3 separate regions of the Homo sapiens genome follow, and regions 1 and 3 are each linked to region 2. The links are chromatin contacts, found by Hi-C or POLR2A ChIA-PET in ENCODE. All regions are on one chromosome and are shown on one strand. Each heading gives the region's core, a stretch centred on a gene start or an enhancer-like site at or near the end of the contact. The rest is flanking DNA. Distances are from core to core; before and after follow the strand shown.

What was found. A loop is a pair of places that touch in the nucleus more often than their neighbours do. ChIA-PET counts read pairs that join two places held with the same protein, here RNA polymerase II (POLR2A). Pooled maps may share reads with other maps.
Region 1: a map with no recorded cell type shows a loop between it and region 2 (20-fold over the local background). The contact joins the promoter of DHRS4L2 here to the promoter of PIP4P1 in region 2. A Hi-C loop is called at or near these places in 1 of 37 single-sample maps with no recorded cell type and 1 of 50 pooled maps. POLR2A ChIA-PET finds 5 or more read pairs at or near these places in 1 of 52 experiments (activated T-cell).
Region 3: a map of ascending aorta shows a loop between it and region 2 (6-fold over the local background). The contact joins the promoter of NFATC4 here to the promoter of PIP4P1 in region 2. A Hi-C loop is called at or near these places in 1 of 168 maps with a recorded cell type or tissue (ascending aorta) and 10 of 50 pooled maps. POLR2A ChIA-PET finds 5 or more read pairs at or near these places in 1 of 52 experiments (AG04449).

What each region holds. Positions count from the first base shown.
Region 1 is chr14:23,987,562-23,990,545 of GRCh38, reverse strand. DHRS4L2 (dehydrogenase/reductase 4 like 2) reads right to left here and starts at 1,617. Exons shown (of 8, transcript NM_198083.4): 1 at 1,471-1,617; 2 at 187-364. The coding sequence starts at 1,598. RefSeq lists a silencer at 1,602-1,851 and an enhancer at 2,022-2,081.
Region 2 is chr14:20,459,982-20,463,209 of GRCh38, reverse strand. It overlaps PIP4P1 (phosphatidylinositol-4,5-bisphosphate 4-phosphatase 1), which reads left to right and starts at 1,776. Exons shown (of 7, transcript NM_144568.4): 1 at 1,776-2,026; 2 at 2,365-2,555; 3 at 2,912-3,018. The coding sequence starts at 1,885. RefSeq lists enhancers at 1,112-1,191, 524-1,489, 1,492-1,561, 1,490-2,456 and silencers at 1,682-2,091, 2,152-2,321.
Region 3 is chr14:24,366,721-24,369,903 of GRCh38, reverse strand. NFATC4 (nuclear factor of activated T cells 4) reads right to left here and starts at 1,720. Exons shown (of 10, transcript NM_004554.5): 1 at 1,464-1,720; 2 at 1-405. The coding sequence starts at 1,563. LOC124903291 (a long non-coding RNA gene) reads left to right here and starts at 519. Exons shown (of 2, transcript XR_007064085.1): 1 at 519-657. RefSeq lists silencers at 882-1,261, 2,980-3,183.

The DNA.
Region 1 (2,984 bases), core at 368-2,867, 3.5 Mb before region 2:
GGGTTGAAGCATTAGAATGTTTTAAAATTCTCTGACTGAGATGGGATGATTCTCTGACGTTAGTATATGGACATAATAGAAAGGCACACAGTAAAAATGTGCTGCTGTCTAGGAAAGCAGGGAAGGAGGCTCAGGCTGGCTTCCTTTTCCACCTCCTGGCTCTGTGCCCATTTCCCTGCAGCTCACCATGGCCACCAGCCGCTCCCGGTCCTCCGCCTTCCCCACATGGCACACAGTGCCCGTCACGCTCAGCCCCTCCCCCTGCAGCGTGGCCACCGCCTGGTCCACATTCTGCTGCTTCCGGCTGCTGACGACCACGTGGGCCCTGTCCTGGGCCAAACGCCGGGCGATGGCGAAGCCGATCCTGTGAGCAGAAAGAGACAAAGACTGCTAAGGCCTGTGCAGGGGAAGAGGTCGACAGCATGGGCTCTGAAGTTAAGACTGCCCGGGTTTGAATTCTGGCTCTTTCTCTATATAACTCCTACGTGTGCCTACTATGTGTAAAACAGGCTTAATGGCATGGCCATTTTTAGCACTGCTTTACTTATTTTTATTATGACCTGGATCACAGCCTTAGTTCCCAAGAACTGACATCACTTTCTACAGTTCCCACCACGGGTGACAGGCTTCATCTCCTGTTGGGACTGAGAGGTGAGAAATGAGCTGGGTGTGCAGCAGCAGCCACTTCCGTGATTTGAAGGTCTCACTCAGAACAGTCCTGCCGCCAGGTTTCTTTCTTACTAGTCTACATCATTCTCAAAATTCTTTCCATAATTATTTTTTGGGGTGCATGTGAAAAGATGGTCTCTGGTCAAAAACGTAAATATTGCCTTGGGAAGAAGAGTTACACATTCTGCAGTTGTCAGCCATTAGCATTTTATCTACATTTGTATTTTAGTTTTGTGAAGAGCTGGCATCTAGCAAAGTCCTGTAGAAATGAGAACCAGGACTGACAAGAGAGGTGGGTGAGAAACAGGCTGGGCAAGGTAGGCCCAGATGTACCGACCTAAAAAAAAGTCTCGACACATGGCTCTGGTGTCCCATCTAGGTAAGGGGGAGGGGTTCCGGGACACTTTCTGGAGCCCAAATAGAATGGTACATTTTCAAAAAGCTGGAGGCCTTGTTATAAGATTTTGAATCCAGATTCCCTTGCATTTCCAGTTTCTGGTCTTCCCAGAGGCTAGGTAAGGCTGGTTGACTGGGGCAGCCCAGAACACTGGGGGGACTAGATCGATGGGGCTGCACAGAGGTGGCACAGTTGTGCCAGAGGCAGCAGGGACAGAAGGGCTGGCAAGGGAGGGCCAGGGTATTCGGAGGGGCTTCAGGCGGACCACGTGGCTACTTTTTTTCCATGGCCAGACTTTGGCGGTATGTGAGGTCTGAGGACAGGGGCACTGGAGGCAAAGGACGAGACACCAGTGCATGTTTCCAGGCAGCCAGGGCCTCAGAAACTCCGGCACCAACACTCACCCGTCGGTGGAGGCCGTTACCAGGGCCACCTTATTTGTGAGCGGGTCCCGGCGGGTCATCCTGGAGCTGGCCATCCGCACCGACTTCCGTGCCCAGGCACAGAGGCCTAGCAGCCTGGCCATCTGCATGGATCAGACCAGCAAGTCTGGGTTCCACTCCTTCCAGCGGAGGTGACAGAGTAGGGCGAAGGGGCAGGACGAAGGGCGGGCCGCTTCCCTGCCTGCCCCCTTCCCGCCCTCGGCCAGCTGGGAGTCGTCTGTGGCGGTTGGCGCCTCCCGCCGCCCGCCAGTCGCCCCGCCCCGCAGCCAGCTACCTTCCGCCTGACTGGGGCTTGCCTTCCCGGGCTGGTGAGTGATCAAAGCGCTCTCCGTTCAAGTTGCCTGTAGGGCTCGCCCCTCCCCTGGCCCCCGCAGGAACCCGCAGACTTTGGCTGCTGCCCTTCTGCATCTGCTTGTCCACGTTTTCTTCTTGGGGAAGTGGGGGTTTTGAGTTGGTTGCTTTTGCTTCTTCAGAATTCCTTCTCCAAGAAAGTCTGGGTCTATGTATGTGACAGCCCACAGGAGGGCAAATGTTTTGAGACTGCCCATGGAGGTGAGGCCTGTGGTCCCCATGGAGTCCACCAGGTGAGGCTGGAGCAGCCTGGGAGAGAGACGTGATAGGCAGTAGCTGCGCCAGGCCTGGCACTGCCCTTCACTCTGCCCAAGGTCTCTTCCATCTTCACGGGCCCTTGGAGGGCAGACTACGGTCATTGGCAAAACAGGATCTCATATCCCTCGCCAAAGGGACTTCCTCCTTTACAGGGGCTAAGTGGTAGCGAGGAGGCTGGACAGTCCCTCAAGCAGTGGTGGAAATGCAAAGAACTCGGGGCACTCAAGTTCTCCCTAACCACTCTGTCCCCAGGTCTTAGCCTCCATCCTAGTTCAATAAATATTTGTTGAATGCAAAATCTCTTTATGAACTGTAAGCTACTAAGCACATAGTAGTTACTGCCACCATGTAGTGATTATTATTGGTGCCCTGGGCCAGACTCTTCATCTGTAAATTACTGAGGGTATGGATGATGAATAAAGTCCTTGCCAGCTATAAATTCTGTGTCCAAGACTTCAGTCTCCACTTCTGCCAAGTGGGCTGAAATGATCTCCCTCCTGGGTTTCCGGGAGAATGAATAAATATGGATGGCTTATGGTACAGTGTAGAAAGGCCGCAACAGACCCAAAGGTAAGTATCTGAATTAGTTTAACCCACTGGCCTCCAAAGCCAGACTGAGAAGCAGTGCTGGTTCATGGCAGCGTTTTCACTAGTTCAAAGCAAAATGAGAAAAGGAAACAATTACAGTGAGTTTCATAAAGCTAAGCTTATTTAACAGTCCTTTATTGTGGAGTATACCTTTCCTTCTTTTTGTGTGTGTGTGTGTTAGTGTTTTGTTTCAGAAAAGATGATGAAAGCAGATGGGTAGGTTTAGAGATGTGTTATTGGTGAAATCACCAGTTTGGCAGCCTTATGCCAGTCCCTAC
Region 2 (3,228 bases), core at 527-3,026:
TCTGTCTCCCTACCCAGAGTGTAAGCTTTTTTAAGGAGTGTCTTTCACAAAGTGTAGATATTTAAAAAATATTTTTAGGACAGTTTTTGGAATATATGTGTAACTAGGGCGCAAATAATGGATCCTACTCCAACCCCAGACAATGCTTGAGCATCTGTGTGCCACAAACAGCAGAAAAAGCAGCAGACTGGCCTCCCTCTATGGAGCTACAACCTCTTCCCTATTTTGTATCTGGAGCTTCCTTAGTTCTTTAAGTGTCTGTTAGGGGCTCTTATCTAACTGGTCGAAGGTTACTAGCTTCCAAGTAGAAGTTGGCCTGAGAAAACCCTGTCTAAAAAAATCAGGACCTAGGTGAAGTCTCCAGCCCCTGTAGCAGCCAAGTGCTGGGACATCTGCAGTTCCTTTGTTATTACATATTTGGGGCTGGCTGTACTTTCTTTGATGCACTTCCTTTCTTAGTGGAGAGTCTGCTAGCCAAACTGATAATGGACCTCCTCGGGGTTTATTGTTTTTATCAATTCCTTGTTGCTTCCCATATTTAAAGCAGTCCCAGTTTGGGCTATGACTTGGGAAAAAATCCAGGTGTGGTTCAGGCGCCCATAAAGACCACACGAGACTTCAGGTAGGGGAGGAGGCACTGCCCCTTTGCTGGAAGCAAAGTTGAGACAGGCCTAAAGACTGTCCCATCTGTCAAATAAGGTGACGAAAATAACCTTGTATTTGATTAATCCAATCTACAAACTTGTGCGTATGTTAAAGGTTGGTGGTCATAAAACTGAGTAAAGGCACGGTGGCTTGTCCCTGTAGTCCCAGCTACTGGGAAGGCTTAGGCAGGAGATCAAACTCAGGAGTTTGAGTCCAGCATAGGCAAGACCCCATCTCTATTGAATTTTTTTTTTTTTTTTTTTAGTAAAACGATGAAATCTTCTAGTAGTGGAGACACTAATGAAAAGATAATTTAACAATTTGATCAGCAATGGGGAAAGACGGGGCTCTGTAAGGACAGCTTCCAGGAAAACCCAGTCTTGTGTCCTGTCCTGAAAGTGACTCTAGCGACAAAGGCTGGAGTGATAATCTTAACTTTTTAATCCATTTCCTTCTGGTACCTCATTACTCTGACTTTTTAAAGGTACTTCTTTGAGTAGAACAGCTAACTTTGTCTACTGTTCCCCACCGTCCATTTTCTCCCCGCTCAGAAGATCCCAAGCTTCCGCACTCCTTTATTGCACCCGCCCAGCCTCCTTTAAAATGCATAAGCCACGCCCCCCATGTTCTGGCGCTAAGTTCGGGCCAATGCAGTTGCGCCGCTAGGATCACAGGACGAAAGAAGTAAAGTCACCAGCCAATAGGAAACCAGCTACAACGCAAAGCCGGAGAAAAGTGTTTTAGTGGTGTCTTTGAACCAATGAGGAGCAGAGCAACAGGGACCGTGCAGCTTCCAGAAACACGTGACCAGTTGAGCAGACGCAGCCTAGCCCTACCTCCTGGTCTGGAGGTAGCGCGATGGGCGTCGCTCCCAATAGCTTGCAGAACCTCTAGTCACGTGCAGGTTTTGCAAGCCCAGCAGCATCTGGCAGGTCATGTGACAGTTGACGTTTGTGCGTCGCTCCCCAATGGAAAAGGAGAGCTGCCTTCACAGGACCAGGAATTGGTTTATCTACGCGAATAATAGCATGACCCGGGCGGGGATAGCCTATCACGTGCTGCTAGACGGAACGGGGCGGGGCAGGCCACTGGTTGCGGAGTGAGCTGGGCGCGCGGCGCGCAGGCGCCCTGGGGACCCGGTAGCGGCGGTGGCGGTGGCGGCGGTGGCGGTGGCTGCGGCGACGGCAGAGGCGAAGGGAGCCGGATCGCCGACCTGAGCGGGAGGCGGCGGTGGCGGCCATGGCGGCAGATGGAGAGCGTTCCCCGCTGCTGTCTGAGCCCATCGACGGTGGCGCGGGCGGCAACGGTTTAGTGGGGCCCGGCGGGAGTGGGGCTGGGCCCGGGGGAGGCCTGACCCCCTCCGCACCACCGTACGGAGCCGGTAAACATGCCCCGCCCCAGGGTAAGCCGGGGCGGGTCCGAGGTGCTCCCCGGGGTACTCTGAAAGCCGGGGAGGGGGCGGGACCGAGGGCGGAGGCGGGTCCCAGTCGCCAGGTGCGGGACTGCTGCACCTGTGACTGGGCGAGGCTTCCTTCCCTCCGTAATCGCGACCACAGCCTAGGGACGGAAGGGGGTTCTGAGCAACCTGATAGAAGTGCCAATTATGAGAAGCCCTCCGAGCTTGGTCAGAGGGTTGAAGATCAGAAGGACTTCCCTACCACCGTGGAGCATCAGTGGGGGTGTAAGTGATCCCAGCCCTTCTATTTGCTTCCTCTCCAGCATTTCCCCCGTTTCCCGAGGGGCATCCAGCCGTGTTGCCTGGGGAGGACCCACCCCCCTATTCACCCTTAACTAGCCCGGACAGTGGGAGTGCCCCTATGATCACCTGCCGAGTCTGCCAATCTCTCATCAACGTGGAAGGCAAGATGCATCAGCATGTAGTCAAATGTGGTGTCTGCAATGAAGCCACCGTGAGTTACACATATCTATGAAATGGGCCCTGTTTCCTGGATCCTCTTTCTGATGTCTTGGTTCTAGACCCTGACCTTCCGGCTATTAGCCAAGTGCTTTTGATGATACCCAGGTTTCAGTTCCAGGTGTCTCACACAGCCATTTCCCCAGAAGCCACTCACCAAAGCTAATGTTCACTTTCTCTCACTTTTACACCTAGCCTAGTTCCTATTTGCAAATCTCATGATATAGTCTTTCTTTTATTTCTCCTTCCTGGTTAGCACCTTATTTTTCTGATCTCATAAAGTGTTTTTGGAGGGAAGTGGAGGGGATTGGGATTAGAGGTTTGCTTGCTGATGACCCTATTATTCTCTAGCCAATCAAGAATGCACCCCCAGGGAAAAAATATGTTCGATGCCCCTGTAACTGTCTCCTTATCTGCAAAGTGACATCCCAACGGATTGCATGCCCTCGGCCCTACTGGTAAGAGGCATAAGGTGGGGAAGGGCCTAAGTGGGGAACTGGAAAGTCAAAAAAGGATGAGCGTATACAGAGAATGTAAAGGTGAGAGAGCCTAGTGTTTATTTAGGAGAAAAGGCTTTGAAGCATGTGCCTCAGGAATGTTATAGCTGTCTTTCTCGTTTCTCAATAAAAATATTGAGATGAAATGATGTCGTTTCGGAGAATAGAGAG
Region 3 (3,183 bases), core at 471-2,970, 3.9 Mb before region 2:
GGCTGAAGAAGGCCCCCCCACCCTGGCCCCCTGCTTCTCTGTAGCCCCCAAAGCCTTCTGGTGGGGGGTAATCTCTAGGAGAGCCGTCCCCCCAGGCATCAGGGTTGTCCTCCAGCGCTGCTGGCGGCTCCGGCGTGGGAGAGATGGAGGTGATGCGGATGCTGGGACACTCGAGAACACGGCCACCCCCAGCACCCCCAGCACCCCCTCCTGGTCCTCCCAGCCTCACCGACCTGGCGGGCTGGCTCTCCCAGGTGCCAGGTGAGGGGGCTGGTCGCGGCGGTGGCGAATGCATGCCAGGCCGAGGGGGTGGAGGTCGGGGAATACCGATAGGTGCAGCGCCATAGGGAGGGGGCTCTCCCAAGGCCAGACGGCAGCATGGCGGGGCATCCTCTGAGTCCAGTTCTGTCAAAATGGGAAGAGGAGCAGAGGGAGAGGGGGAAAGAGAGAAGCAGGTGAGATGGCTATGTTCCTTGAGTGGCCAGGCCGCAAGTCCTTCTATGCTCCCTGCCCCTCAGCAAAGAGACCTTCTGAGCCACAAGACAAAAGCAGAGTTGGACCTGGGAAGATGGAGGAGATTGAAGCAGGCATGCCAGGCCTTTGCCCACTGGCCCCTGGATCCTAGGACCGAGGGTACCCGATCCAGTGGGTCTTAAGGTGAGAGAGGTGGGTCCAGAGGGGCTGGAGCTGGGGCTGGGCCTGGAGGCGTGTTTCTTGAGGCACTGGGCTGGACTGGGGGCGACTCACACATGAACCCAATTAGCAGCGGTTCCCAAACCCCCAAACGGCGCTGGCAGGAGCCCCAGTTGCCATCGCAACCGTGGCCAGAGGGGAGGGGGGCGTCAGGGCTGTGGTGACGAGGGGAGGTGGCTCCTCCCTCTCTCCTCGCCATCTAGGGGCGGAGGTGCAGCCGAGGGGGTGATGCGTGCTGGGCCCAGCCGGGGGAAGGGGGGCAGCGGGCAGCGCGGATTCGTGCGAGCGGCGGCCGCCGCCCCCGGCTCGGTCCCCGCCATCTGCCTCTCATTGCGGCCAGACGGGGGAGGGGGAGGGGCGCCCCAGCGAGGCCTGACAGCGCCCCCAGCCCCGGGCGTCCAGTCGGCCGGGCCAGAGCTCGGTCCGCCAGGGGCCAGCTCCAGCGCCAAACCTCCCCTTCCCCTGGCGGCGCCTGGTGCTGTTGGGGCCGTAGTTCCCGCCCGCCCCCCAGTTCAGTGACAGGCGGCCCAGCCGGGAGGCGGCGCACAGCCAACAGCACCCCCACCCCCACCCCAGTCACGACCTAAAAAGGAGAAAGTGGTGCCCGGGCCCCCAGCCTCACTTCCGCAGGCCAACGAGTCCCCCCGACTCCCTTCGACCTCTGACTCCCTCACCCCCCACCCTAGGCTCGCTGCCTTAAATTCCCCAGACTCAGGATCCCCGGCCCTCCTCTCACTGACCCCAAGACCCCTTCCCAGCCCAGCACTAACCTTCCCCCAATCCCCCCGCGCCCAGCGGGGGGGCCTCCTTTTCCTCCCCGAACACCAGCTTAAATTCCAGCTCCTCATCCTCGCAGCTGGCCGCCCCCATGGATCCGGCAGGAGCCCCCAGGTCCCGGCCTGGGTGGGAGGGGGGAGTTCAGGAGGCTGCTGTATCTTCACCCGGGTGGCTCCCTCCCTCCCTTTCTCTGAGAAGCCCCCTCCTCCGTCGCTGCCGCCTCCCTCCAGAAGCCCCCTCGTTATTATAGAAACTTTTCCAAACTTTTTTCCCCCAAACTTCTTCAAAGCGGTCCCCCCCCCAGCCTGTCCCTGATTGGCTGCCGGGGATGCTCCAGCCCCTCCTCCAGGGATGAGATGGGAAAACCACGCGCCCCTCGTCCTCCCCCACCCTCCCTCCCTCTGTCCTCTCTTCAGTCCCTCCCCCTCAAAAAAAAAAAAACTGAATTGGAAAACGGTCCTTCAAGAGTGATACTAATGTTGCCTATTGGTCCGCCGTTGTGACAATCATTTCCCGCAGAGAGCCCAGCCCCCACCTCCCCTAGTCTCAGTTCAAGGTTCTGGGTCCGAGAGCCTTAAAGGGGCCACATCCTGGGCCCCCAGGGTAGAGAGCCCACGGAAGACCCTTTTTTAAATTCTGAAGACTGTGTAGATAGCACCTAGCAAGGCAGAACCACTTCTCCTCCCCTTTCCCTCCAAGCCTGAGGCCAGGAGGGTCCTGGGGGCAGAGTGGCACCGAGTTGCTCGGAAGAGGAAAAGGCTATTCTTCCGCCTCCCTTGCCTGGGGCTACTCTGCCCGGGCCTTCTGGAAGTCTTTGCGCTGCCGAATCAGCGCCTCCATCAGCCATTCCTCCAGGACCCCCAAAGATGAAGAACGCTTAGCCAGCCTGGATGCCTCTGGGAGCAGTCCGAGCCAAAGAGGCTTTGAGAACTGTCCCTAGGCCCACAGCCCTTGATGGGCGTAGATCCAGGCCAGGCTTTGCCGCTGCCCTTGTCCCAGCCACCCAGAGGGGCCGTGAATTAGCCTCCACGGGAAGTTGGCAGCCTCCTCCCTAGAACTGTAGTCTGGAATGAATCTCTGACCCGATAGCATCCCACTCCGGCTCTTCTAAAAATCCTTGCCAGGTTTACTAGGGGCCTGAAACCTCCGGACCCTGTGGGTTCCCCTCCTCTTCCCCCTCCTTGGCCCCCCCGCCCCCAACAGGCTGGACACCTGTCACCTGGGCTGGAGGAGGAAGGAAGACCTGGACTGGAGTTTCCGGGAAAGTCAGGCTTGGAGAGGCCTGGGTTGTGTGAGAGGGAGTTAGATGGGAGATTCGTGACTCGGTGGGAGATACTGGCGAGGCTGGCGGGTAGGAGAGATGGGAGGGTGGTTATCATTTTCTCCCACACACACACAGTTTCAACCTCTCTTAGAGGCCGCGTCTCCAGTCTCTAAATCCCTCCGGTTCAGGGCCGCACCCCCAACGCCGCCCCATCCCAGCAACTAAACGGTTAAGCGACGGCCCCAGGTCAGACGTTTACAAACACTCAGAAGCCGGGCGGGGACCGCGCCCGTTACTCTAATGAGAAACAGGCTCTACGGGACTGGGGAAAGAAGGGAGGGCTGGCCCGACGGGCCGGAGCTCCGCAGCGGCCGAGGCGGCTTCCCTCCCTCCCCTCGGTCCTCCCTCGGGCCCGCCCAGGGGACCACCCCCCCAGTCCCCGGGGACCC